Regions from separate parts of the Mus musculus genome. Here all the other regions are linked to region 1. A link is a loop called in an ENCODE intact Hi-C map of the cell type or tissue named here. Cell type or tissue: heart. All regions are shown on one strand.

Region 1 (5,000 bases):
ACGACGGTACACTCAATGACATCCGAACTGAGTTTGACAGAGAGATCGACATGGGCTCACTGAACCCTGGGAAGCAGCTGTAAGTAGCATCTTCCTTTGGGGTGAGTGGGTGGGTGAGTGGATAGGGTGTGGAGCTGAGGGGGGACTGCCACACACAGCAAGGGCTTGTCTCCACGCTTCCTTTGCATTATCCCCAAAGGGTTGTGGAGGCACACGAGTTGTGGGAATGGTCATGATCATAAGACTGCAAAGGGGCTGAAAGCAGAGAGAAGCCCTTCGGGTGGTCATGCTTTTGCTTGGGTTCTTCTCAATACAGAGTCTTGGTCAGCAGCCCTCTGGGTAGCCCTGGATGTTCTGGAACTCACTCTGTAGACCAAACTAGTCTCAAACTCAGAGTTCTGCTGCCTCTGCCTCCCAAGTACTGGGATTAAAGGTATGTGCCACCACTGCCCGGCAAGATGAGGCTCTTAAAGGCACTGTTTTGTGGCTTTTGGCCCATCACTGCCTGGATGCCAAGATTGCAGCAAGTAGCTGGTATTATTTGATGATGGGAATTGAACCCTGAGCAAACACTACCAAGGGAGTTACAAGCCTGGCCTTGATTTGGCTTTTTGTTTTGTTTGAGACGGGGTCTCACTGTTTAGTTTCTGGTGGCCTGGAGCTGACTAGGTAGACGAAAGCTGGATTCAAACTCACAGACACCCACCTGCCTCTGCTTCCTAAGTGCTGGGATTAAAGATGTGCTACCCTGTGTTGACTTTTTTTTTTTTTTTAAATCACCGCTTATTCAGAGTCCCAGGCCTTGTGTCTTCATTCACACTAGGCCTCTGGGCCAGTTATGACCTAGGGAAAATTGGAGGCAAAAGCTTAGCATTTTGTACCCTGAATCTTATATGCACCAGTCTTATTTTTTGTTACTTTTGGCTCTTTTTTTTAAGGCTTTGTATTTCTTTTCTTCTTCATGTGTACTTGGTGACTGGAGATTTTGAAGAGGGCATTGGCTCCCCTGGAACTGGAGTCACACATGGTTGTGAACCACCATGTGTGTGCTGGGTATTGATTGGATCTGGGTTCTTTTCAAGAGCAGCCCCTGCTGAGCCATCTCACTGGCCCTCCTTTCGACTCTTACACAACCTTATTTTCTCGAATTTGCAAAACTTCTCTGTGGAAGATCTTGAAACAGGATTGGCAGCTGCTGCAAGGGCTAAACAGCAGTTGCAAAACCATTTTGAGCAATGAACCATTTATCTCTGTGGTTCTCGTGGTGCCGTGAGTGTTTTAGAAAAACTTAGTTCTGATCTCTATTTGGAAAAGGAGATGGGGAGCCTTCCCTTAAGTCACAGGCTTCTCCCCTCCGTGTTGAGATGTGAGTCTCTGCTCTTTCACTTCCTTTAGGATCCTGTGGTTGTGTCTGCTGTGGGTGCTGAGAGATTAGCTGGGAAGCCATTCACTCAGTGCCTCTTCCCTCAGTGGGATGAACCCAAGTCCCTGTGAGGAGCCACGTGTCCTTGGGAGAGTCCAAAGATAAAATGAGCAACCGCACTGGCTTAGCCATAGATGACTGACAGTGATTGGAAGGGAGTCTTCCAAACTATCCACTGGGGTGACCCTGAAGTCCTGCTGGGCAGTCATTGTTGTAAAGAGCCACTGACGAAGGACAGCGTCATGTAGACGTTGGAATTCTGCAGTGCTGAAGCCTGAAGCCGGGTTGCTACTTATCAGAAATAGTTGCTGTGTTGGAACTTTGGGTTTTTGCTTTTTGAGACAGCTTCTCCTGTGACCCTAGCTGATTTTGGACTCACTTTCTGAGATGACCTTGACTTTTTTTTTTTTTCCTTCTGAGACAGGGTTTCTCTGTGTAGCCCTGGCTGTGCTGGAACTCAATTTGTAGACCAGGCTGGCCTCAATTCCCAGAGATCTGCCTGCCTTTGCCTCCTTAGTGCTGGGATTAAAGGCATGCGTCCCCTGTCTCCCATTTATCTATTCACGTTATGAGCATCAGTGACTTTTTTGCATGTCTTTAAGTGCGCTGTATGCATGTTGGGGAGGCCAGAAGAGGGCCCCTGAAACTAGAATTACACATAGTCCTGAGTGCTGGGAATCAAATTTTGTTCTGCCAGAGTGGTCCTCACTCTGAACCGTAGAACCATTTCTCTAATGTTTGAGATAGGGTCTCACCGTGTAGCCTAGGCTAGCCTGAAACTTGATCCTCTTGCCTCAACCTCCTAAATGTTGGCATAGCTGGTGTCTGGAACCACGTTGCCAGTGCTCCTTTACTATGAGCAAGTCCCATCTTGCTGATTGAGGGCCCGGTTTTCAGTTTCTGTTAGGTGTTCTGTGCCACACCCCTGCTGGGCCTCCTGGGTGGTGTGGCCCATCCTAGTTAGTACACAGCCCATTATGCTTCCTGTCTGTTAGACTCTGATCCTTTATGAGACATCAAGGGGTTTTCTTTACCCAGAAGATATTCCGAAGGGCTTGGTTTCTTCTGTCACGTGGGCCCAGGCAAAAAGAGCAATCGCTAAAGAAGAGTGCCACCTAGTGGTGGAAAATTAAACTACTGGACTTCCTTAAGTGCTGGCCCTGATTTCTTCCTTTGGCTTTCAACCCGTTCACCACTAGATTCTTTTTGTTTTTTGTTTTGTTTTTTGAGACAGGGTTTCTCTGTGTAGCCCTGACTGTCCTGGAACTCACTCTGTAGACCAGGCTGGCCTCGAACTCAGAAATCCACCTGCCTCTGCCTCCCAAGTGCTGGCACTAAAGGCATGCACCACCACCGCCCGGCTCACCACAAGATTTTTGAGCCCTCTTTTAGCCTGCCCTGGAACTTTACCCCAATCTCTGTCCAGGTTACTTACTGGCTTTTTTTTTTTTTTTTAAAGACCAGGCTAGCCTTGAACTGCCTCTGCCTCCCAAATGCTGATTAAAGACGTGCCTGACCACCTCCTAGCCTCTGCCAGGTTATTGTCACCCATTTTCTTGAATTCACAATTGGGGAAGGCAGTGTCAGTGGATGAGTGGGAAGATCTGTACCTTGATCTACTTATAGCCACCTTGTTTCCTATTGGGAACCTCTGTAAGCCTTGTTGTTGTTGCTTTGATACATTTTTTCTTGAGACAGAGTCTCGCTATGCGTGTTTGCCCTCCTCTGGAGGAGAGAGGGTGTACATCTGTTGATGGTGGGACGTCACTGGTCTGTCTCTGCAGGTTTGAGAAGATGATCAGCGGGATGTACATGGGGGAGCTGGTCAGACTCATCCTGGTGAAGATGGCCAAGGCCGAGCTGCTGTTCCAAGGGAAACTCAGCCCAGAGCTCCTTACCACTGGCTCCTTCGAGACCAAAGATGTCTCGGATATTGAAGAGTAAGTGTCTGGGCCCACTGCCTCTCTGCTTACCAAGTCTCCATGAGTAGGGCAGGAACTGGGAGGGAAATAAGAGGCATGGCTTGGAGGTGTGTGTGTGTGTGTGTGTGTGTGTGTGTGTGTGTGTGTGTGTGTTAAGCCTTGGGTATGTGTTCTGCAAAGTGTCTACCTTTAAGACAGACTTCTCACTGGCCTGGAATTTACTAAGTAAGCTAGGCTAACTGACTACTGAGCCTCCAAGGGCCCACCGGCCTCCACCTCCTCTTTTAGACATAAATTGTGGGGATTGAACTCGGGCTCTTGTGTTTGCCAAGGGTTTGCTTTTCCCAGTGAGCTCGGGAATGGGAGCAAAGGCTTTCACTAAACAATGTTCCAAAGATTTAGATCTGCTGTTCTCGCTTGAGATTTCTACTTGATTGAAGGGGGTCTTATAGTTTCAGGGACGTGATGGAGCGAGGAAGTAGTTTTAGTGGCAAAGAAGGGCAATGAAATAGTTCAAAGAACTTTGCTAACGAGGACCCTCGGAGCAGTTCTGCCTGCCCTTTGTTAAGCCCAAAGGGAGATGAAGGCGCGTGATATAGAGGCATGGGGCTCCTCAAGGAGAGGCTCAGGCCCTACCTCCAGCCTTTTCCCGTGTCTTCAGACATAGACTGGCTTTTGCCGTTGCAGAGAGCCAACAGGTAGGGTCCACACTGGCTTCAAGTACTCAAAGGTTGCCATTCATATACTTTGAGGGGAACAGAGAGCAGGAACCCACATGCTCGCTTGCTCCCCATTTGCAGCGGCGAAACCAGGGTCTTGTCTTTATAAGATACACACAAAGGAACTTCGAGGTTTTCCTTGTGGAAAATAAAAGAGTGCCGACAGAAAGCAGACCTCCCTCTGTGTGTGTGTGTGTGTGTGTGTGTGTATACTCGGGTGTGGGTGGTCTGGGAGAGGAGCCTTGAACTGCTGGCCACAGTGAATTCAACACTGCTCACACCCTATCTGTTTCCCAGCGATAAGGACGGAATTCAGAAGGCCTACCAGATCCTGGTGCGCCTGGGTCTGAGCCCGCTGCAGGAGGACTGTGTGGCCACGCACCGAATCTGCCAGATTGTGTCCACGCGCTCAGCCAGCCTGTGTGCAGCCACCCTGGCCGCGGTGCTGTGGCGGATCAAAGAGAACAAGGGCGAGGAGCGACTCCGCTCCACCATCGGCGTGGATGGCTCTGTCTACAAGAAACATCCCCAGTGAGTGAGCAAGCCGGGGCTGGGAACAGAAGGGTCCCCTGGAGACTCCATGAGGCAGCTCTGTATTGCTTTCCAGACAGCATAAGTGTTCTCCAGTCACTTGGTATGAGTGGGATTGCTTTCTGAAGGCAGCTGATGGCTTGCCCTCTGTTTAGAGCTCCTGGTTGCTGAGTCCTTGGCTTGCTGCCTCCTCTTCCGCTCTGTTTTGAGACAGGCTTGTCCTCTAGTCCCTCCCAGGCTGGCCTTAGACTCAATCTGTGCCCATGGCGAACTTAAATTCTGATCCTCTTGTCTGTCCCCGCCTCCCAAGTTCTAGGATCACAGGTGTGTACCACCTTTCTGCAGAGTTTGCCATTGAATGCTCTGTGCATGGCAGGCAAGCACGTCCTCACAACCCAACATCAT
Region 2 (5,000 bases), 110 kb before region 1:
GTGTGTGTGTGTGTGTGTGTGGTAGTGAGGAGCAATGAGTAGAGGGGCCAGGAGAAAAAGGAGATGGGCAAAGAATCAGGGTACAGTCCTGTGGGTGGGGAGCACGGATGAGGGAGAGATGCATGTTTAAGTACTGGTAGTTGTCCATTAACCTGCAGATCAGGCTTCTAGCTTCCTTCGGGCTGCGGCTCAGCTTATCAGCCTCTCTCCAGTTCTGGCCTGGGGACTGCAGGGTGGGGAAGGGATTTTACTAGTTTCCATTCTTGAAATTCCAACCCCTGTGAACAAGAATCAGTTAGGGAGTCCTCCCTACAGGGCGGCAGCTGAGCTGTGGCAGTCCTCCCTACAGGGCGGCAGCTGAGCTCGGGCGTCCACACACAGGTATGCAGCGTGTGGACTGCCACAGAGGCTGACCTAGTAGGCCCTCAAGTCCCCCACCCTCTGCCCGTGGCTATGTGCCCAGGTGTGGGCTGCATCTGCAGGAGAAAGCAGAGCTTTTCCCAACGGTGGCAGCTCCCAGGTATCACTGCTGCGTAGTAGGACACCATGCTCACATCGGACAAAGACTGTGTGGGCTTGGGAGAGACCTTGGTTGTACAGTTGAAGGTTCAGAAAACAGACTCTAGGTTCAATCCCTTCCCTCCCATCTGAATTCATTCAGTATCCTAGCCGTGTGGTTGTCCCCGAGGTCCCCCGCCCCTACCCCTCACCCGGGCAGCCATCTGGTCCATATTCCTTATACCTTTGGACCAAGCATCTTCTTTGCCTTCATTCATCTAACATGGTGACTCAGGGCTACCTTCCAAGATCCAAGGCAATACCCAGATGTTTCCCTTGGACCTGTGTCCCTGAGTCATTTTTTTGGTGACCTTCTAGGGCCTTGGCCTCATTGTGGCTGTCTATCTCTCCGTTCCCCAGCTACGGATCTGAGAACCCTCCTAAACTCTAGAGCAACACTACAAGTGCCCACGATAGATACCCTGCTTGGCTGTGCTTCTGGGCGGCTGCTTTGTTGATGCTCTTTCCTTTCCCTCCGCTCTGGCTCTGGCCCTGGCTTCACCCTGTTGTCTCTCACAGCTGGAGCTCTTCTGACACCCTGCCTTACTGGCCTGGCTTATAGCTGGGATCAGGCTGGGCTAGTAGGTCATCCTGCTCAGAGTTCCTCCCAGCCCCAGGGTGCGGCCCAGTTGCCCTGACCCTCCTGTGTTGTGACTGGGTATATGAATAGAGAACTGCCACACTCAGGAAAGCCCAGAGTGATGACTCCACGGGGCATGGTTCTCCACCTCGGTCTGCTCCAGTGGTGCCCTGCAGAATACTCAGGAAGGGTGCAAGGGCGTAGGAGAGCTCAGCAGAAATCACGAGTCTTTCTGCTTTCCGCTCAGAGGCTGTTTGTCCTTTGCATTCATGTGTGTGTGTATATTTGCATGTGTTTTTGTCACATGGGTGCACATGTATGTGAGGCTGTGTGTGTGCCCGCGGAAGCTCAGTATTGGTGCAAGATGTCTTCCTAGATCACTCTCCATTTCATTTCTTGAGGCAGGGATTCTTGCTGAGCCTAGACCTTGCCAATTCTGTCTAATGTAGCTATCCACATTGCCATGGTCCCCTGCCTTTGACTACTAGAGTTACAGGTGGCCACCAAGCCTGCTGTCTGTCTTTTATGGCTTCCCAGGATCTGAGCTCTCATCTCAGCTCCCATTGCAGTCACAGTAAGGATTCCCAGTTACTGCAGGTGACAGGTGGTGGTGGTGGTGGTGTGTGTGTGGCCACACATGCCTCTAATCCCTGCACTCAAAAGACAGAGGCAGAACAATCATGAGTTCAAAGCCAGCCTAGACTTAAGAGAGATTCTGTCTCAAAAAACAAAAGCCAAACTAAACAAAACCAATAAAACCCTTCCTGCTATAGCTGCTTTGCCTTCTTTGTTTTTCTTTGTTTAGTTTATGGTGTGTGTGTGTGTGTGTGTGTGTGTGTGTGTGTGTGTGTGTGTGTGTGTGTGAGTGTGTGTGTGTGTGTGTGTGTGTGTGTGTGTGTGTGTGTGTGTGTCTGACTGGGTGTCAATCCTGGCCTTCTCAGGACAGCTGTGTTGAGTCTGATGACCTCAGCTCTCTAGGCGTGTGTAAGTATCCAGGGCTCTAGCCCACACCCATGCCCCATGCAGCTTGGCGGGGCCCTGATTCATTTCCACGTGGTTGGGTAAGCAGAGTCTGCAGGCTGACCTTGGGAAGAGCAGCCAGGCCTGGCTCACATTCACGGTGGTCATGCTGGCCCTAGTGCAGCAGTGTCCACGTGAAGCAGGAGACACTGGACACGCTGTCTTTTTCCACCCCTCTCATTCCCTGGAGACCACATCCCAGTTGTGAAGTCTCCTGCCTGTGTGTCCCCATGGAGCTGGGGGTGGCAAAACTCCCTGCTCTGGATAAACTATCCATTTCTCTTCCTAAGTTTCCTCACTACATCCCTATATACTCACTATATCTTCATTACTTTCCCCTGACAACCATTCTGGGGCCCCACTTCTTACTGCTCCCTTTGGTAGCACCCTCATTTTTGTTGTGAGAAAGGGTCTCACTGTACAGCCCAGGCTGGCCTAGAATTCAGGATACCTGTGACAGGCTCTTGAGCCAAGTTTGGGATTATGTATGGGTGTGAGCCACCACGCCTTGCTGGAATCCTTATTCTTTTGGATGCTCCACATCTCTGTGCTTCCCCTCTGAATGCTGTCACCTCGCCATACACCTTTGTGGAGTCATTTCCCATGGAGAACAAAAGTCATTGCTGATCTTCTACCTTGGTATCAGTGGGAGGAAGAAATGTGGAGGCGCATGGTGAGAGATTTCAGAGGTTAACTATGGAAATAGGGAGGTCTTTGGCAAGTTGAGGAACTTTTCTGCTTACCATCCAATCATGCGTTGACGAGAATGGGTCATGCCTGTAATCCCAACCCTGCAGAGATGCAAGAGGGTCAGAAACTGAAGGCCATCTTTAGCCTTAGCTAGCTCCTGACCAGCCTGAGCTACGTGAGACCCCATCTCAAAATAATAACAACAAAATAGATTTTTGAAGTCATACATAAATAATCAAAGGGAGTGAGTTGTTTTTTTTTTTTTTTTTTGATTGATCCCAGAGTATCTGGCGTGATAAACAGGTATCCTGTTTATTGTGCTGCATGCCAGTCCTGGGGCTTCATGGATGCATTTGGTTACCCCATGATGAACTGTGAATGAAATACAGCAGCCAAAACCCTGCTGTGGACCATTGATTGGCATATGCTCATGTGCCTATCTTGCAATAGAAGAGTCAACGGTTTATGTGTACCTAATTTTTACAACTGCTTCGTTTCTCTGTTATTTTGTGGAATAAACTGGGAATTTGCCAGGGGGATGACTATACTGTGAGGTTTCTGCCAGGGATGGAAATGTAGGCTCCAGCTGGGATGCCCGGAGGCAGGAGGAGGCCCAGCACCTGCATCCAACAGCACCCTTGATGCCTTGCCAGGATTCCTAGGAAGCCTCTGTGCAGTAGACTGTCAGTCCCGGTTCTTGTCAACTTCTGTGACATGATGCTTTTAAAGTCATCGAGTACCAGGAAAGGCATTGGGAGCTTGAAGATCACACAAAAGTGCTAGGGCCACAATTATCTCATCCCACTGTCTTTGCTAATGTGTGTGTGTGTGTGTGTGTGTGTGTGTGTGTGTGTGTGTGTGTGTGTGTAAGTGCCTTGAGCACTCTGAGCTGCAGTTATAAGCATTTATGAACTGCTCATCATGGGTGCTGAGTACCAAACTCACATCCTCTGGAACAGCAGTATACGCTCTTAACTGCTATGCCATCTCCCCAGCTCCTGTTTATTTCTTGCGATGGGGTCTCATTATGGAGCCTGACAGGCCTGAAACTTGCAGCCATTCTCCTGCTTTCTGTGTTCCAAGTGCTGATAATACAAATATGTGCTGCCATGCCCAACACATATGTGTGTGTGTATGTATGTGTATATGTGTGTATAGGTATGCATATGTATATATGTGTATATATATATGTATATGTGTATATATTTATATGTAGTGTGTGTGTGTGTGTGTGTGTGTGTGTGTGTGTGTGTGTGTGTGTGTGTAAAATCAGAGAGAAGAGAGCCTCAGTTGAGAAAATGCCTCCATAAGACAGGGCTGTAGGCAGGCCTGCAAGGCATTTTCTTAATTAGAGACTGATGTAGAAGCCCAGTCCATTGTGGGTGGGATCACCCCTCAGTTATAGGTTCTGGGTTCTACAAGAAAATAGGCTAAGCAAACCATAAAAAGCAAGATAGCAAGCAACCCCTTTCTGCCTTAGCTCCTCTCTCCATGTTCCTGTACTGACTTCGTCCAGTGAGGACTAAGATGTGGAAGTGTAAGCCGAATGAAGGATTTCTTTCCCAAGTTGCTTTTAGTCATACATAGTGTTTCATTCGCAATAGTAACTCCACGATACTAGATGTGCCTGTAATCCCAACACTTGTGTGATGGGAGCAGAAAAATCATGAGTGCAAGGATATCTTCCTCAGCAGCAGAGTAAGTTCAAGGCTAGCCAGGGCTACCTGAGACTCTGTTTCAATGCAGTCATGCCCATTAACTAGTGTCAAGTGAGGAGGCCAAGTGGTGGTGTTGGTTGGGTAAACAGTTAGTTCTGGTTATGTCTGGTGCAGCTGTTTCAGATGGGCTTGACTGGATATTTCTGGCTGCTGAGGATTTGGAGGCTGATGAGCTGAAACGTATCTATAGGCCTTTGATAACATGACTTGGGCCTAGATATCAATGTCTAAGACATTTCAGAGAGCCTGTGATCACTGATTTGTTCTAAACTGATTGGTAACTTTAAAAGCAATGGCCAGGAAAACTTCTGATTTACAATTCCTCTGATTGGGTTGGAGAGATGGCTCAGAGGTTAAGAGTACTTGACTGCTCTTTCTGAGGTCCTGAGTTCAATTCCCAGCAACCACATACTGCCTCACAACCATTTGTGATC
Region 3 (5,000 bases), 120 kb before region 1:
ACCCAGGACCACCAGCCCAGGGATGGCACCAACCACAAAGGCCTGGGCCCTCCCACATCAACCAGTAATTAAGAAAATGCCTTAAAGTAGGCTCTTATGGAAGCGTTTCCTCAGTTGTGGGTCGCCTCTTTCAGATGACTCTAGCTTGTGTCAAGTTGACACTAAGACTGGCCAGCACGGCAGTCCTCTACCTTTGACTACATCCAGAGTCAGCACCATATGGGATGTGGCCCTTCCAGTGTTCTCATACAGGAATGTCAGCACTCATCAGGCAGAGGCCCAGAAAGGATCTTACACCAAGCACCAACTGCGCTCAGCACTTTTCACAGATTATCTGAGTGATTTCACAACAACCTATAGTTTTTATCTTATCATATGTGCAAGGTGATGGAGACTCAGATAACTTGGATAACATGTCCCGTGTCACGGAGCCAGAGTGTCTATGAGAAAAGCACATCTGAGCAGACAGACTTGGGATCTGACCTGGTCCCATATACAATCCCTATAAATGTTCCAGGTAGGAGAATTCCACCTGCCTCTGCCTCCTGAGAGCTACTACACCTAGTTCAGGACTAAAAGCGAGAGCTACCACACCTGGCTCAGCTAGGCGACTTCTAAGTGGAATTTGGAGAGTGTGAGAAAACCCTTTGGGGTTCCTCAGGAAGGAAGAATGTGGTCCTAAGAAGAACTGCCCCCATGGACATGAAGGGCCAGGGTTTGTCAGCTGCATCGATGCCTCCTGTGGAATTTCTGGGAGGTGGAGGTGGAGGTGGGTAGGAACTGCTCCTTCTCAGTCATCCCTGGGGAACCTCTAGAGCTTAGATTATAGATGTTAGCTCTTTTTATCCCTTGGCTCACTCCAAGGCCAGGGCTTCTTCTGCTTCCAGGTTCTCCAGTCTCTGCTAGGGCTGTGAGGTTCCAGTGGAGTGGGAGCCAGTGGCTTCCGGCCTGAAATAAGACAGCTTGGCCCAACTCTGTTTCTGTTTCACTGTGTGGCCTTCAGTTGTTGCTCACTGGATGCTGGGCTTGAGGTTTCCTACCTGGTTTTGATTTTGCCTCTTTGGTTTGGGCTTTTTTTTTTTTAAGAAAAATTCTCCTGCTATTCCCCTGGCTGCCCTGAAACTTACTATGTAAGCCAAGACCCCAGGCAGTTCTACTGCCTCAGCCTCCCCACCAAGTGCTGGAATTACAGGCATAAGCCACCTTGCCAGCTTCCTATCTGTTCAAGAACTCTAAAGATTCTCTCATCTTTGAAGCACATTTTTTTTTTCCTATTGAGACAGAGTCCCACTATGTAACCCTGACTAGCCATGAACTTGCTGGGTAGTTCATGCTGGCCTTGAACTAATGAAGATCCCCCTGACCTGCCTCTGCTGGAATTAAAGGTATTCGCCAATGTGCCTTGCCTAAATCTCCCAGTTTTGAAATGCTGGGATTTTCTTCTTCCTCTCATGCTCACATAAACAACTTTATTTAAACATAGTGGGGCACACACACACCCCTCTCCAAGGTAAGCTAGGGGTGTTGAAATGGCTCAGTGGATAAAGGCAATTTCCAGAAAACCTGGTAAACTGACTTTAATCCCCAGGACCTATATAATGGAGAGAACTGGCTCCTGTAAATTATCCTCTGACCTTGACATTCTCTCTCTCTCTCTTTCTCTCTCTCTCACACACACACACAAACACACACACACACACACACACGTACAAAGTAATAACTAAATATAATTGCTTTTTAAGTAGGAGGGGAAGTCATTAGAAGGTAGGAAGGGTTGAGTGGGAAGGAGAAGGATAGAAATGGGGGTAAAAATGACCAAAATGACCAAAATTCAGTATATGCATTTATGAGCTTGTTAAAGAACATTCAAAACCCACACACAGCTGCTGAGAGTCCACATCTCTCACGCGGACGCTGCTGTGCAGACTGTTGATACTGCTGCTGTCTCAGAGAAGTATTTTGGGGGGCCGGGATTCCCTTCCAGAGGAAGTGGTTAGCTTTGAGTTTACAGGCAGGCAGCCCGCCTGTGCCAGGCCATGGCAGCAGAGGGCTGTGTTGGGCTCCTGGGGCAGGCAGAGGTTCTGGGGAGCTCTGTCTGCTGCTGCTGTGACTCACTGCAGTCCTTGTGATTGTGTAACAGTGAGGACAGGCAACATGACCTATGTGCTTGTGGCTGCCACCGGCCTCTCCCAACCCATGTGCTACATTTTTTTTTTTCCTTCCAGCCTCCTCTGGGATATGTGCTCCCTTTGAGTTCATCTTTGGAACGCGCCTGGCAGTGTGATCAGAAAACAGGTGGGACAGGAACTGTTCCATTAATGGGAGGGAGCCCAGCTCTTATGAGAAGCTGGAGTCAGCATGTGGAAGTCTGCATTACCAAGCCCTGGCTTGCCCTCCTCTGCCATCCTACCCACCAGCGTGCCTCACCCCACCAGGCTCCTCAGGCAGGAAAATCAAATCCCTGAGAAGAGAAGGCCTCACCGATGCACAAAGGGGGATAAAGGGTCAGGATTCTGTGGCTGGGTCAGTGGCCTTTCCAATATTTGGAGCAGAGGGAAGGATATTAAACCCATTTCTCAGATTCGTGGTTGCGCACTCCCATCTCTTAGCCATACCCAGGGAAACCCCAGCATGTAGACTCTTGCTTTCTCCTCATATCGGAGGCTAAAGCCCGTATCCAGGTTCGTAGGTCCCTGAATGCTTTCCCTGGACAGAAGCGTCTCTTTCCACCTACGTTCACAGGCCCTGCCTCCACCCCCACCCACCCCTACAAATAATACACTGCAACGCGAACCAGCATTTGGGAGGCGGAGGCAGGAAGATTAGGAGTTAAAGGTCAGCTGCTGCTACAGGATCCACAACACATACACGGGAGGGTAGGATCAGATCAAGGCCAGCCTGGGCTACAGGAGACTCTGTACATACACAAACAACAATCCCCCCACCTGCCCACCAGAGAGAGAGTGCCGTGAACGCCTCCCCCTTTGGCTCACCCCACACTTGCCCTTTCCCTTTGCAGACTGCTGGACTATGAGTCTGCCCTTTCTGCCTGCGCTCCTTTAGCTGACACCTACATGGTGACCTTCTCGTCACTCAATCCCTGGGTCTTTTTTTAGTCCTCATCCAATTTAACCTCTAGGGACATGTGACACTCGGACCAGCTGCTCCCTCCTCTGTCTCTCCCCTGGCTGCTGTGACCTGTTTGCTTATTCTGCCTGTTTCTGAGGTCCCCGCTGCTCCCACCTCTGGCCTGCCTCTCCCAGACGTCTATACTTGTGTGTGCACCTGTAGGTAGGTAGGTAGATGCTGTTCCCGGCTAAGGATTTAAGTAGCAAAACCACATTACACCGCAGCATAAAATGGGGATCTTGATGGGGGTGATGACAGGATGAAGACAGGACTGGAGCCATAATTAATGGCAAGCTTTGATTTTAAAAGACACGATGAAATCATTAGCTCATCGAACAGATCTGGTCATGTGATTCTGCTTTTCAAAGTCCAGGATGACACACCACTGCCCAATTCCTTCCCTCTGATTCTCCCAGGCTAATCCCACTGAGCTCTCCAGCTCATTTCCTGTTTCTGGGCCTTGATGTAACCTGATCTCTGCTCACTGGGCATGCCTTTCCTCTCAGTCCACTGATAATCCATTTGCTTTTTAAAAGGTCTTTCCAGGGGCTGGAGAAATGGCTGGGTGGTTAAGAGCACTTGCTGTTCTTGCAGAAGATCCAAGTTTGGTTTCTAGCGCTCACACATTGTGTGGCCTGTAAGCCCAGGTGCAGGGGAGCCAGTGCCTCTGACCTTCACAAGCTCCCACACCCATGCATATGCCAACACATAGGAACATATATATATAATCAAAATAAATAAGTATTTAAAATAAAGATGTTTCCAGCATTATTTTAAAGTCTTTCTCACTCTTTAAGACGACTTCTCTCCCCACTCATCTTTCTCTGTCAGTAACAAATAAATAAACTTCTACAACCCTCAACGTCTATATCTGAAGAGTGGAAATAATCATGGGACCCACTTCACTGTGAAAAGAGGGTTGCATACGCTAAGTGGTGTTTGGTCTATTCTAAGCACTTACTGGTTTCAAAGTTCTATTTGGAGTATGAAGCGTCTATGTATTTGAGCCCTTGGTCCTCAGCTGATGGCAATATTCTGGAAGACTGCAGAACTTTTAGGAGGTGGAATCTTGCTGGAGAAAGTAAGCCACAGGAGGTAAACCTCGAGGTTTTATATCCCAGTCCAACTTCCTGTGTACCCTCTGCTTCCTGATTGTGGATGCACTGTAACCAGACATTCTCCTACTGCCGTGGCTGGCTGCCTCGCTATGGTGGGCAGTGTCACCTACAACCGTGAGCCATCATAAAACCTTCCTCTGTCAAGTTGGTTTTCTCTGGTTTTTTTTAAATGGATATTTTAGATTTTTTTTTAAAAAGATTTATTTTTATTTTCAATTTTGTGCATGTGTATCTGTCAGGGTGTGGGTATGTCCATGTGAGTGGAGTTCTCATATAGGGGAGAGGTGTAGTTACTCCCCTGGAGTTGGAGTTATCAGGCAGTTGTGAACCAGCTGAACTGGGGGCTGGGAATCAAACCTGGATCCTCTGAAAGAGCAGAAAGCACTCTTAGCTCTCGAGTCACCTCCCCAGCCTCTCCTGGTATTTTATAATAACAACAATGAGAAAAGTAACTACAATGCCTATTTAGAGTGGAGAAGGAATGTGATAATTATGGTTTCCCAAAATGAATTACCATCTCAATGATAAAGTTTAGAATGGATCCCTGACCCCTCTAGGCTCTTCTGTTCTCACAGAGTCTCACAAGCCACCTCTGGAAACAAATTTTCTGCCCTGAATGCTGCGGATCCCCTCAGGTTGCCGCACTCCCAGGCTTTGCAAACTGCCTGGCATGCGTGCCTGTGCGCCCAGGTGTCCTCTCTCCACTGCCCTCTGCTCTAATCCTGTTGCTTCAGTCTTGCTGAGGTCATTGTC
Region 4 (5,000 bases), 140 kb before region 1:
AGTTGGGTTGACATAGTAGGTTTCTGGCCAGCTAGAGATACACAGTGAGAACCCATCTTGGGAAAAGAAAGAAAGAAAGAAAGAAAGAAAGAAAGAAAGAAAGAAAGAAAGAAAGAAAGAAAGAGAGAAAGAAGAGAAGAGAAGAGAAGAGAAGAGAAGAGAAGAGAAGAGAAGAGAAGAGAAGAGAAGAGAAGAGAAGAGAAGAGAAACAAGCCTGCATAGATATCTGGCAAAGGATCATATAATAAGATGTGCACTGGAGCTAGGAAAATGGCTAAGTGACTGGCGTGCTGGCAGAGCAGGAGATGACCTAAGTTCCAGTTCCATAACCTGTTTTAAAAAAAAAAACAAAACAGGATGTAGTGTTTGACGTTTGCAATGCCGGTCAGTGCTGGGTAGGACTGGCAAGGTGGATCCTCGGAGATCCTCTGCCTCTTAGCCTACTTGACAAGCTTCAGACAGATGAGAGACCGTGTCTCGAAACCAAAGTGGACAGTGTTCTGAGGAATGGCATTGAAGTTGACCTTTGGCCTACACACACACACACACACACACACACACACACACACACATGCACACAAGAATGCTTCTCTTAGCGGTTTTATAAAGGCAGCTGTACTACAGTAAACAGACAGAGCCCTGACCTTGGAGGAAGGAGCTGTATGCTGTCTGGTTCCACTTACCGTCCCTATCCGGTAAGTGAGCAAACCACTTTGAGCCTGTGTATCTTTGTCCATAAACTGGTGGGGGTTGGGGGGCAAGAACAACTACCTTCTAAGGTAGTGGTAGGGTCGCATATAGTTCACAAGAGACAAAGGTCAAAAGATGAACAAGCAGATACATGCTGTTTACCCAGGAATCTAAGAGTCAGGATAAAATCAGTTGGTCTTCTAAACAGTGGGATGCTAAAAAGAGCAAACACCATAAAGGTTTTAAAGACTTATGGTGCCTGGCTTGTGGCACCTATCTGTAATCCCAGTGTTTGGGAAGCAGAGGCAAGAAGAGTACAAGATCAAGGTTAATAACCTCAGATACACATATTGGATGCTAGCCTGAGCCGCACGAGACCTTGTCTCAAACAAATAGGAAAAAAAAAAAAAAAAGACTAACACTTATTGAGCCTTCACTGTATGTAGGCATGATAGACATATCTCATTTAATCTCATAAATGAGTAAGTATCACTTGGTAAGATTCTCTTATCCCATTTTATTATTTTACTTTTTATCGTTGTTGTATAAGAGAAAGTCTCACTCTGGAGCCCAGGCTGGTCTGAAACTCACTATGTAGCCCCAGGTCGAACTTGTAGCAGTCCTCCTGCCTCAACCTCTCAAGTGCTGGGATTTCATAAACAATCTTCTCAAACCCATCTTGTAGATGAAAACTGAGGCAGAGAGAAAGGAAGTGACTCACCCCAAGTCCCCAAACAGTCCACGCCCAGATGTTCAGGTGCAGAGCACATTTCTTTTTTCAGTTCTAAAGGACTGTGTATACTATCTCAATTAAAGGGAGCCACAGAGGCTGTGGCCATAACTCCGCTAGTAGAATGCCTTCATAGCATGTACCGAGCCCTGGTTTACTATCAGGTGCCACGTAAACTGGCAATGGTGGCATGAACCCCTAATTCCACTCTCAAGGTCAGCTCAAGGTCATCCTTGGCTACATAGTGAATTTGAGGCCAGCCTGGGGTACCTGAGACTCTGTCTCACGAAGACTCTGTTATTTCCAGGTGGCAGGTGTGGAGCTAATGCACACAAAGGTAACTTCAAGATGACAAACTAGCGATAGTTGGTGTTAAGACTCCAACTCAGTGCCCTCCGTGAGCCACCACGCGAATGCTGTCCTTTAAATACTTCTGTAATAGCTGCTTAGGTTTGGAAAGAGTTCCTCGCTCACAGTAAGCTGGTAGAGTAACCAGCTATGCTGTGATGACCCACAAGTGATGTCTACTGGTCATTCTGAGCAATGCAGACAGGGCGGAGCAGGCTGTAATGGAAATCTCAAGGACATTGCTGTAGTAGGGGTAGAAAATCTGTTCTGAATGAGCCGCCCCAACTACAAGCTTTGGTGGCGAATGTTACCTTACACTTCTGAATAGCATTTGTGGTGTAGGAGTTCATCAACAGGAAATGTGGCCAGGCTGATGAACTGAGGCAGGAGAACTGCTGGGAGTTCAAGGCCAGTTTGGACTAAATGGAGAGACTGGGTCAGAAGAGGCATAAGGGGGTTCAAAACAAAGAAGAGGAAGAAGGAAGGAGAGGAGAGGAGAGGAGAGGAGAGGAGAGGAGAGGAGAGGAGAGGAGAGGAGAGGACAGGATAGGACAGGACAGGACAGGACAGGAGAGGACAGGAGAGGACAGGAGAGGAGAGGAAGGCAGGGAAGGAGGGAGGATGGGAGAGAGGTGAGAGAGCTAGATTCTGTCTGTTGACAGCTATTGAGCTATCGTTCTTTTCAGAACAAGCATATCTAAAGGGCAAGCATAAATTGGAATATCTGCTACCCTGCTCTGAGTCCTCCCTCCAGGCCCGATGGCCCAGTCGGCTGCATTGAAGGAAGTGCGCATGGCCAACGCGCGAGGGCGCTCGGGGTTGTGAGTAACTTGAGCATCAGAATACTGAGTCAGAAACTTGTGATACAAAGCCTCACTCTTCTAACCTTCACCAGTTTAGGTCCACTGGAAAGGCCACCGGAGCAGGCTCGGTGGGTCCTGCAGACCTGCAGCGCAGGTTGGGCCCTAGGCCAGTGCGGGAGCAGCATTCTTTGCCCAGCGGGTAGGACGCCTTTGCGGGTGGGTTGGGTGTGGGGGACTGTGAGCAGAGGCTGAGTGATCAATAGCCTGCGTGGTTATGAGGCTCTCTCCTCCGCCCTCCTGCCAGCTCCAGGGCCAGTCCTGCGTGCTTCATAAAATTTTATGTAACCTTGCCAACAGCCACTGAGATCTGAGCATGTCCGCCCTCCGTGCTGCCACTCCTGGGGACCACAAGGTCATCTGCTTGGGACCTCCAAGAGTGGGCTACTGTGGCGTTCCCCTGACTGGCTGGCTGGCCCCTTAGTGCAGGCCCCTGGAGAGGCAGAGAAGATGGTTTGGGGTCCTGGTCTTGAGACTTTTTATTTTAGACCAGGCAGTGTTGATTAATTTGCACCCCACCTTTCCTCCTCAGGGTTCTCTGTTTCTCCCTTTAAAGACAGGATAATCGACGGGCATGGTGGCACACACTTTTGGTCCCAGCACTCTGGAGGCTGAAGCTGAGGATCTATGTGAGTTCGAGGCCAGCCTGGTTGGTCTTCAAAATGAGTTTCAGGACAGCCAGGACTACATAGAAACCCTGTCTCGAAAAACAAAAATAAGCAAGCAAGCAAACAAACAAAAATTAGGCTAATCATAGTTAAAAAGATAACAGATTTTGGTGGGAAGGATGTATGAGCAGTGACCAGGGTCAAGAGCAGTTTGCTGCTCTTCCAGAGGACCTAAGTTCATTTCCCAGCACAGCGCCCTCTCCTGGCCTCCTTACACACCTGCCTATGCACACACATAAATAAAAAAAATTGTATAAAATTTATATAAAAATTTAATAAAAATTTTTAAAAGATACCTGATGCTGAAGAGGTGTCCCTAATGGTAAACACTTGCTGCTCTTGTTGAGGGCCAGAGCTAAGTTCCCAGAACTGTATCAAGTGGCTCACAACGGTCCATATATAAGTGATTCTCAACCTTCCTAATGCTACCACCCTTTAACATGGTTCCTCATGGGGGGTGACCTCCAACCATGAAATTATTTTGTTGCTACTTCATAACTGTAATTTTGCTACTGTTATAGCAAATATCTGCGTTTTCTGGTGGTCTGAAGTGACCTTTATGAAAGGGTCATTCAACTCCCCCAAAGGATGGCCTGTGCAACCCACAGGCTGAGAATCACAGCTCTGTGGTACCTAGTAACTAATGCCTGGTTTCTGAAGGTACCTATGTGCATATGTGCATACATGCATGTGAACTTACACACACACAATAGCTAACAGACTTCAATGTGCTCTGTTCAGGAATGCTCATATTCATAAGGCAGAGATGAGCCCCAACTCAAGACGCCGTACAGAAGTTGCAGGCAAGTCCTTGGGAGGAGGGCTTTTTTTTTTTTTCTTCCCTTTGTCTTTTTTCTGTTTTTTGAGACAGGGTTTCTCTGTATAGCCCTGGCTGTCCTGGAACTCACTTGTAGACCAGGCTGGCCTCGAACTCAGAAATCCTCCTGCCTCTGCCTCCCGAGTGCTGGATTAAAGGCTGAGAAGGGCTTTTGCATGTGGATTTCTTTCTTAGATCCCTAATTACGTTTCTTAACTCGTGTCAGCTGTGCTCCTTTAAGAAAGGGCGGCTGGACTTCCCGACATCACTCAGGTGAAACATGAAGCCATGACCTTAAAATCCAAACAGTACCTCAGACACTCAAAACCCCAACGCTCCATGAATCACTGGCGGTTCTGCAAGCCCGGAAGTTGCATTTATTCAGCAACAGGTTAGGGAGACTTCTATTACTCAGCCAGTCTGCTGACAGATAGTTAGTTCTCCCCGAGGTTTATAATTATGACAGTGACTGCACATGAACAACGTAACTGGCATCCCCTGTCACCTACTGGCACTCCAACACAAAGAATCATTAACTCAGTGGGTGGCAGACTCACCTCAGTTTATCCTCCCTCCCCTCCTACCCTCCATGAAAGCGGGAGTAATTAGTCCTCTGGGAAATTACTCTTCACTCAACTTTCCTTACCTGTGTTTGACTTCCTTTCCACCAGCTCAACCTTCACGTGACTCCTGTGACTCCCGCAGCCTCTGCCCCTCCCTGCCTCACCCACCCATCCCTATCCACCGCTCCCCACCTGACCCCCCCCCCTCCGGGAAACCACGTGTCTAAATTACACCCTGTGGAATTTGATTATAGCTGATTAAATGCATTGTTACAGATTGCCCTGACTTGCTCTCAGTTTTCTTCCTGAAAGAATAATCTTCCA
Region 5 (5,000 bases), 230 kb before region 1:
TTTTCTTTTCTTTTCTTTTCTTTTCTTTTCTTTTCTTTTCTTTTCTCTTCCTTCCTTCCTTCCTTCCTTCCTTCCTTCCTTCCTTCCTTCCTTCCTTCCTTCCTTTCTTCCTTTCTTTCGTTTGTTTTTCGAGACAGGGTTTCTCTGTGTAGCCCTGGCTGTCCTGGAACTCACTCTGTAGACCAGGCTGGCCTCTAACTCAGAAATCCACCTGCCTCTGCCTCCAAGTGCTGGAATTAAAGGCGTGCGCCATCACTGCCCGGCTGCCTGCCAGATATTTCATATTGTTTCTGTAAAACGCCTGCCAGTCAGTCATTGACACAGAAAAATAGCTTGTCTCAGAGCAGGGTCATGCTGACCACATACCTTGTTATGTTCTGTATGTTCTGTATGAGGTTTGGTAATCTTAAGAAATTCCACAAAGCTTTACATAGGATGGACCCATCAAGTTAAAGGTCAATATGACTGTCTTAAGTCAGAGCTGACCACCAGGCAACACTTCCTAATATGAGCTCATTGTGATTTTTGTGCTCTTCTCTTCTCTTCTCTTCTCTTCTCTTCTCTTCTCTTCTCTTCTCTTCTCTTCTCTTCTCTTCTCTTCTCTTCTCTTCTCCTCTCCTCTTCTCTCTTTCCTTTCCCCTCCCCTCTTTCCTCTCCTCTCCTCTCCTCTCCTCTCCTCTCCTCTCCTCTCCTCTCCTCTCCTCTCCTCTCCTCTCCTCTCCTCTCCTCTCCTCTCCTCTTTTCTTTTCTTTATAAGCTGACAGAAAAAGATGTTCAATGCCATAGCCTCAGCTACAATCCTGATCAATCATTTTCAGGGTGTGCGTTCAATAAACCACCTTTGTCTGAGATCGGTGTTTTGGTGGTTTGTGGGGTGACTGATGGACCCTAAATATATTCGTGACCCATCCAAGTCAACTTTCAAATAACACTATACTAGGTTACAGGTAGTTTAATCATGCTAAAATAATAATTTTGAGCCAGGCATTGTGTCACATGACTACTATCCCAGCACCTGGAAGGTGGAGTCAGAAGAATTCTTCCTTCCTTCCTTTCTTTCTTCCTTTTTCTTTCTTTCTTTCTTCTCTCTCTCTCTCTCTCTCTCTCTCTCTTTCTTTCTTTCTTTTTTTTTTTTTGAGACAGGGCTTCTCTGCGTAGCTCTGGCTATCCTGGAACTCACTTTGTAGACCAAGATGGCCTCAAACTCAGATATCTGCCTGCTTCTGCCTCCTGAGTGCTGGGATTAAAGGTGTGCACCACTACCACCTGGCTATAGATACACATTTCTAACCGATATTATTGTCCTTCTTCTCACCCTTCTCAAGTATGATTTCATACAAATTGTAGCTTGATGAATTATTTCCTCTTAATACTAGATATTTCATTTTATCATCTTTTTATTTTGAATGATTTTGAAGAAGCTGAATCTAACCCTTGCTCCTCCCTTTCATTCCTGTTAGTCCTCTTCATTTCATGAGTCAGTTTTGTTCTTACTTTATTACTTTATGTCATGTATGCATATGATTTTATATATCTGTATAAAGTCCAAGACCCACAAATGAGAAAATGTGACTTTTGTCCTTCTGGATCTGACTTAATTCACTTAGATAATCTTGTGATGCATTCATTTTCCTAAAAATGATGCAATAAGAGGTTATCTTGTCTATGGTTGAACAAAGTTCCACTGTGAACATATATCACCTTGTCATGCATCCTTCTGTTGAGAGACATCTAGACTGACTCCATAATTTAGCTACTGTGGATAATGATGCAATAAGAGTTGGTGTGGACCATCTCCGTGGTCTGTTGCTTATTTGGATGCTCCTTGACTTCACTTAGAAGTATATTAGGAGCTTCTTCCATTTATTACACATTCCTCTGATTATTCTTTTAACTTTTTTTTGTGTGTGCGATTTCCTCTAATTCTCTTTCACTGAATCCCTCACTGGAGAACTGGCATTTTCCAGAGGAGTCCCATTGCCTTGATTTCTTCATGTCTCTTGTATTTCTTCATTGTTACTTGTGCATTTAGGGTTAACCCATTGGTTGGATTTAAAAGGTCAGCTGCATTTTTCCAGTTGAGGTGTTGAAGCTGAGTTGTCATTCCCTCCCACGGTGAGGGGTGTGGTTCAGTAGCTGAATCCCCAGTCCTTGTGCCAGGGTGTCGGGCACCATCCACTACACCACTCCAAGAGTAGACTATGAACTGTAGAAGCCACCACACTATGTAAATATCATAGTATTTAAAAACAGTCATCTAACTTTAATAACTATCAGGATACAAAGAAACAAGGACAGTGCAGTGCGCACCAAGCTACTAGTTACTAAGGCTAGGAAACAGGCCTAGGAAGGACAGGGATCAAGGTTAGAGCAACTGAGAAAACACATGGGAGGATGAAGCTGGGATATTAGAAGGATCAACAGTTTAAAGAAGCCACAGAAAATTATATCTAAGAGGTAAAGGGAGAAGGCATGGGAAAAAGAGAGGAGGGAATGAGAGAGAGTCCACAATAGGACGAGTGTGGGAACACAGAATAATCATGAAACCTAATCAGGCAATATAAAAAAAACTATTAAGAGATACTTATATAACCCAAAGATCTTTAAAAAAAAATCACATGGTGCTTGCCCAACACGTGCAAACTTCTGAGTTCAATGACCCTCCACATGAATTATGTAATATGTCCCATGTATCATATGCATTTTATATAACATTAGTCAGCATTTCTTCCTTAACAGGATACTACTGAGTTCCTCCTTTCCCTGTGATAGCTTCTGTAGCAAACTGACAGGATTTGAGGGCTAGAGGTCCAGTTCAAACCCGTAAAACCAGATTCCCGGGGTGGGCATGCCTTGTGAATAGTGGAGTACACACGTATAACCGTTTGGGTTGAGTTTTTCTTGGTGTCCAGTAGATGTCAGCACATCCTCATTTTCCAGCCCCAGCCCTCCACATGGACTAGAATTTGGGTAGTTCCCATCCATGCCTGTTTCATGTGTACTGGCTGATTAAATTTCCCAAGCTTGGTTTGTTACACATTCTTGTTACGAACAGTTGGATTTCTGATTTGTTTGTTTGTTTGTTTGTTTTGGAGATAGTCTGACAATTTAGATCTGGATGGCCTGTAACTCATTATGTAGATGAAGTTGGCCTGAACTCATGGAGATACTTTGTCCCCAGTGCTGGGAGCCTCAGCTTGGATTAAACTCTAAGGCTCTGATGTGGTTATGCCTGGGCTACTGTTTGCCATTTTAGCTCGAAATGGTTGTCCTCCCAGGCCTCAAGCTGCCTCTGCTTAGATCAGGTTGGTTTGTGGTGGCTCTGTGGATCTGCCACGACTGCCGTGAATTATAGGGATGTGTCACCGTGCCCTGTTCTCTGCTAGCTATCAATCCTTGTTCTCTAAATTCTACAGTCAAGTGCCAGGTATGTTGGTACATGATTATAATGCCAACACTTGGAAGGCAGAGGTAAGAAGATTTCCAAAAATATGAGCACAGCCTTGTCTACATTGTAGGTTCCAGGTCATCCAGGGCTACATAGTGTGACTTTGTCTCAAAAATAAATAACATACAAATACACACACACACACACACACACACACACACACAAACAAATAGATTCTACAGTCAGATAATTCTAGCATACCTGCCATGACTGGGTCTAATACCTATTCTAACTTCAAATGGTGTGTCTTGCCTTTTATTCCGCTTGTCATCTTCTGTGATAGACGGGTTCCACTGGGTCAAAGATGTTATTGTAATTGGCCTTTACAAATGTGGTATTTGTGTGAAAGGACACATTCTCTACTATTATTATTTTCTATTCAAATAATAAGAGTAATAAGTTTTTAAAATCTCGCGTAATCAAGTTTTTAAACATTTTTTAAGATTTATTTTTATGATTTTATGTGTGTGGGTGTTTCACCTGCGAGAGCATCTGGGCACCACATGTGTGACTGGTGTCTGAGAAGGTGATGAGCTTCTATATGGGTGCTGGGAATTGAACTTGGGTCCTTTGCTAGAACAGCAAGTGCTCTTACCCACTCAATCAACTCATCAGCCCCCAAAACAAGTTCGTAAAATAATATTGATATGTGATTATTTGTTCCTAGTCTTCAAGAGAAGCTGCTACTCAAATACAAACTCCACAGTGTTTCTCAGTGTGTTCTTCCCCTTGGGTTGGAGCATGGGCACTTGACTGGGCTGGAGTGGGTTAGAGCATGGGGACTCGATTGGGCTGGAGTTGATCATTCCTCTCTATGTGGAAGGCTGTAATTAGCTTGAGTTTGCTCTCTCTTGTCCTTCAGGTGAGTTAGGTCAGTTCAAACCCTAGGTTCTGTTTAACTAGTTTCTCCTGGCCACAGAACTTATGAAAAAGAACCGTTGAGTGTATTTCAGAATGCCTGTTCTCTCCTGCCCCACCCCCTTGCCATCCAGGTTTGAGTCATAAGGGAATTTCCTCTTAAGGGTCTGGTTGAACTCTTAGACTTGGAGCTCACAGAAGTGTGTGAGGCCTTAGGACGTCCCTTGGAGTTTTAAATGTTGAGACTTAGCTTTTAGCCGTTTACTAATGTTTGGGTTTTCCTACCCAAGCAGTGGTTGCCATGGAGGTTTTGCTTTAGTGTGCTGTGAGTCTGTCTGATTCTGGAGGCAGCTGTTTGCCCTGTGTTGTAACCTTGCCTCTCCTAGGCATCTAAAGGGAATTGTTGACTTTGCAAGTGTTTTCATAATTGTTGGGACAAAGTGGCAACTTCCACCTTCCTAGCGTGTGAAAATGGCAATGGGAAATTAACACAATTATTTTCCAACTCTTCTGTCTGCAGCCAGAGGTCCCTCAAATATTTTAACCCACACACACGAATGTACCCGTGGAGTATCCACCCATAACTTATCTATATTTTTATGATTGTCTCAGCATGGCATCAGAATAGCATCAACTTTGACATTCGCTAATCCCAGAGAAAATTTAGTAAATTTGGGTAAAATTTTGATTAAAG

Evidence for each region. A loop is a pair of places that touch in the nucleus more often than their neighbours do. Peaks named below come from ENCODE experiments on the same cell type or tissue, not always from the same donor. Only the 100,000 strongest peaks of a DNase experiment are listed, where the experiment ranks them.
Region 2: it touches region 1 in a loop (2.8-fold over the local background); 8 of 42 quality-filtered maps call a loop at or near these places.
Region 3: a loop joins it to region 1, with 2.3 times the contacts of the local background. A loop is called at or near these places in 9 of 42 quality-filtered maps.
Region 4: it touches region 1 in a loop (6-fold over the local background); 31 of 42 quality-filtered maps call a loop at or near these places.
Region 5: a loop joins it to region 1, with 8 times the contacts of the local background. A loop is called at or near these places in 20 of 42 quality-filtered maps.

Annotation. Positions count from the first base shown.
Region 1 is chr6:82,737,882-82,742,881 of GRCm38, reverse strand. It overlaps Hk2 (hexokinase 2), which reads left to right. Exons shown (of 18, transcript NM_013820.3): 7 at 1-79; 8 at 3,208-3,363; 9 at 4,362-4,595. Among named protein-coding and RNA genes, the nearest start is that of Gm32480, 25 kb to the right of the region's middle. In heart, a CTCF peak has its summit at 2,543 (motif pointing left); DNase peaks (open chromatin) are centred at 1,581 and 2,341; H3K27ac peaks cover 1,090 bases.
Region 2 is chr6:82,851,718-82,856,717 of GRCm38, reverse strand. No RefSeq gene overlaps it. Among named protein-coding and RNA genes, the nearest start is that of Gm32591, 23 kb to the right of the region's middle. In heart, no CTCF peak of the experiment used is centred here; DNase peaks (open chromatin) are centred at 1,147 and 2,207; H3K27ac peaks cover 1,864 bases.
Region 3 is chr6:82,860,768-82,865,767 of GRCm38, reverse strand. No RefSeq gene overlaps it. Among named protein-coding and RNA genes, the nearest start is that of 2310069B03Rik, 19 kb to the left of the region's middle. In heart, a CTCF peak has its summit at 2,034 (motif pointing right); DNase peaks (open chromatin) are centred at 2,127 and 3,137; H3K27ac peaks cover 2,036 bases.
Region 4 is chr6:82,879,494-82,884,493 of GRCm38, reverse strand. It overlaps 2310069B03Rik (RIKEN cDNA 2310069B03 gene), which reads left to right and starts at 2,641. Exons shown (of 4, transcript NR_040520.1): 1 at 2,641-2,725; 2 at 3,185-3,257; 3 at 4,038-4,099. In heart, CTCF peaks have their summits at 2,572 and 3,494 (motif pointing left); a DNase peak (open chromatin) is centred at 2,713; H3K4me3 peaks cover 206 bases; H3K27ac peaks cover 1,822 bases.
Region 5 is chr6:82,969,106-82,974,105 of GRCm38, reverse strand. The region is part of intron 3 of M1ap (meiosis 1 associated protein); the gene reads right to left. Among named protein-coding and RNA genes, the nearest start is that of M1ap, 25 kb to the right of the region's middle. In heart, a CTCF peak has its summit at 2,908 (motif pointing right); no DNase peak of the experiment used is centred here; H3K27me3 peaks cover 924 bases.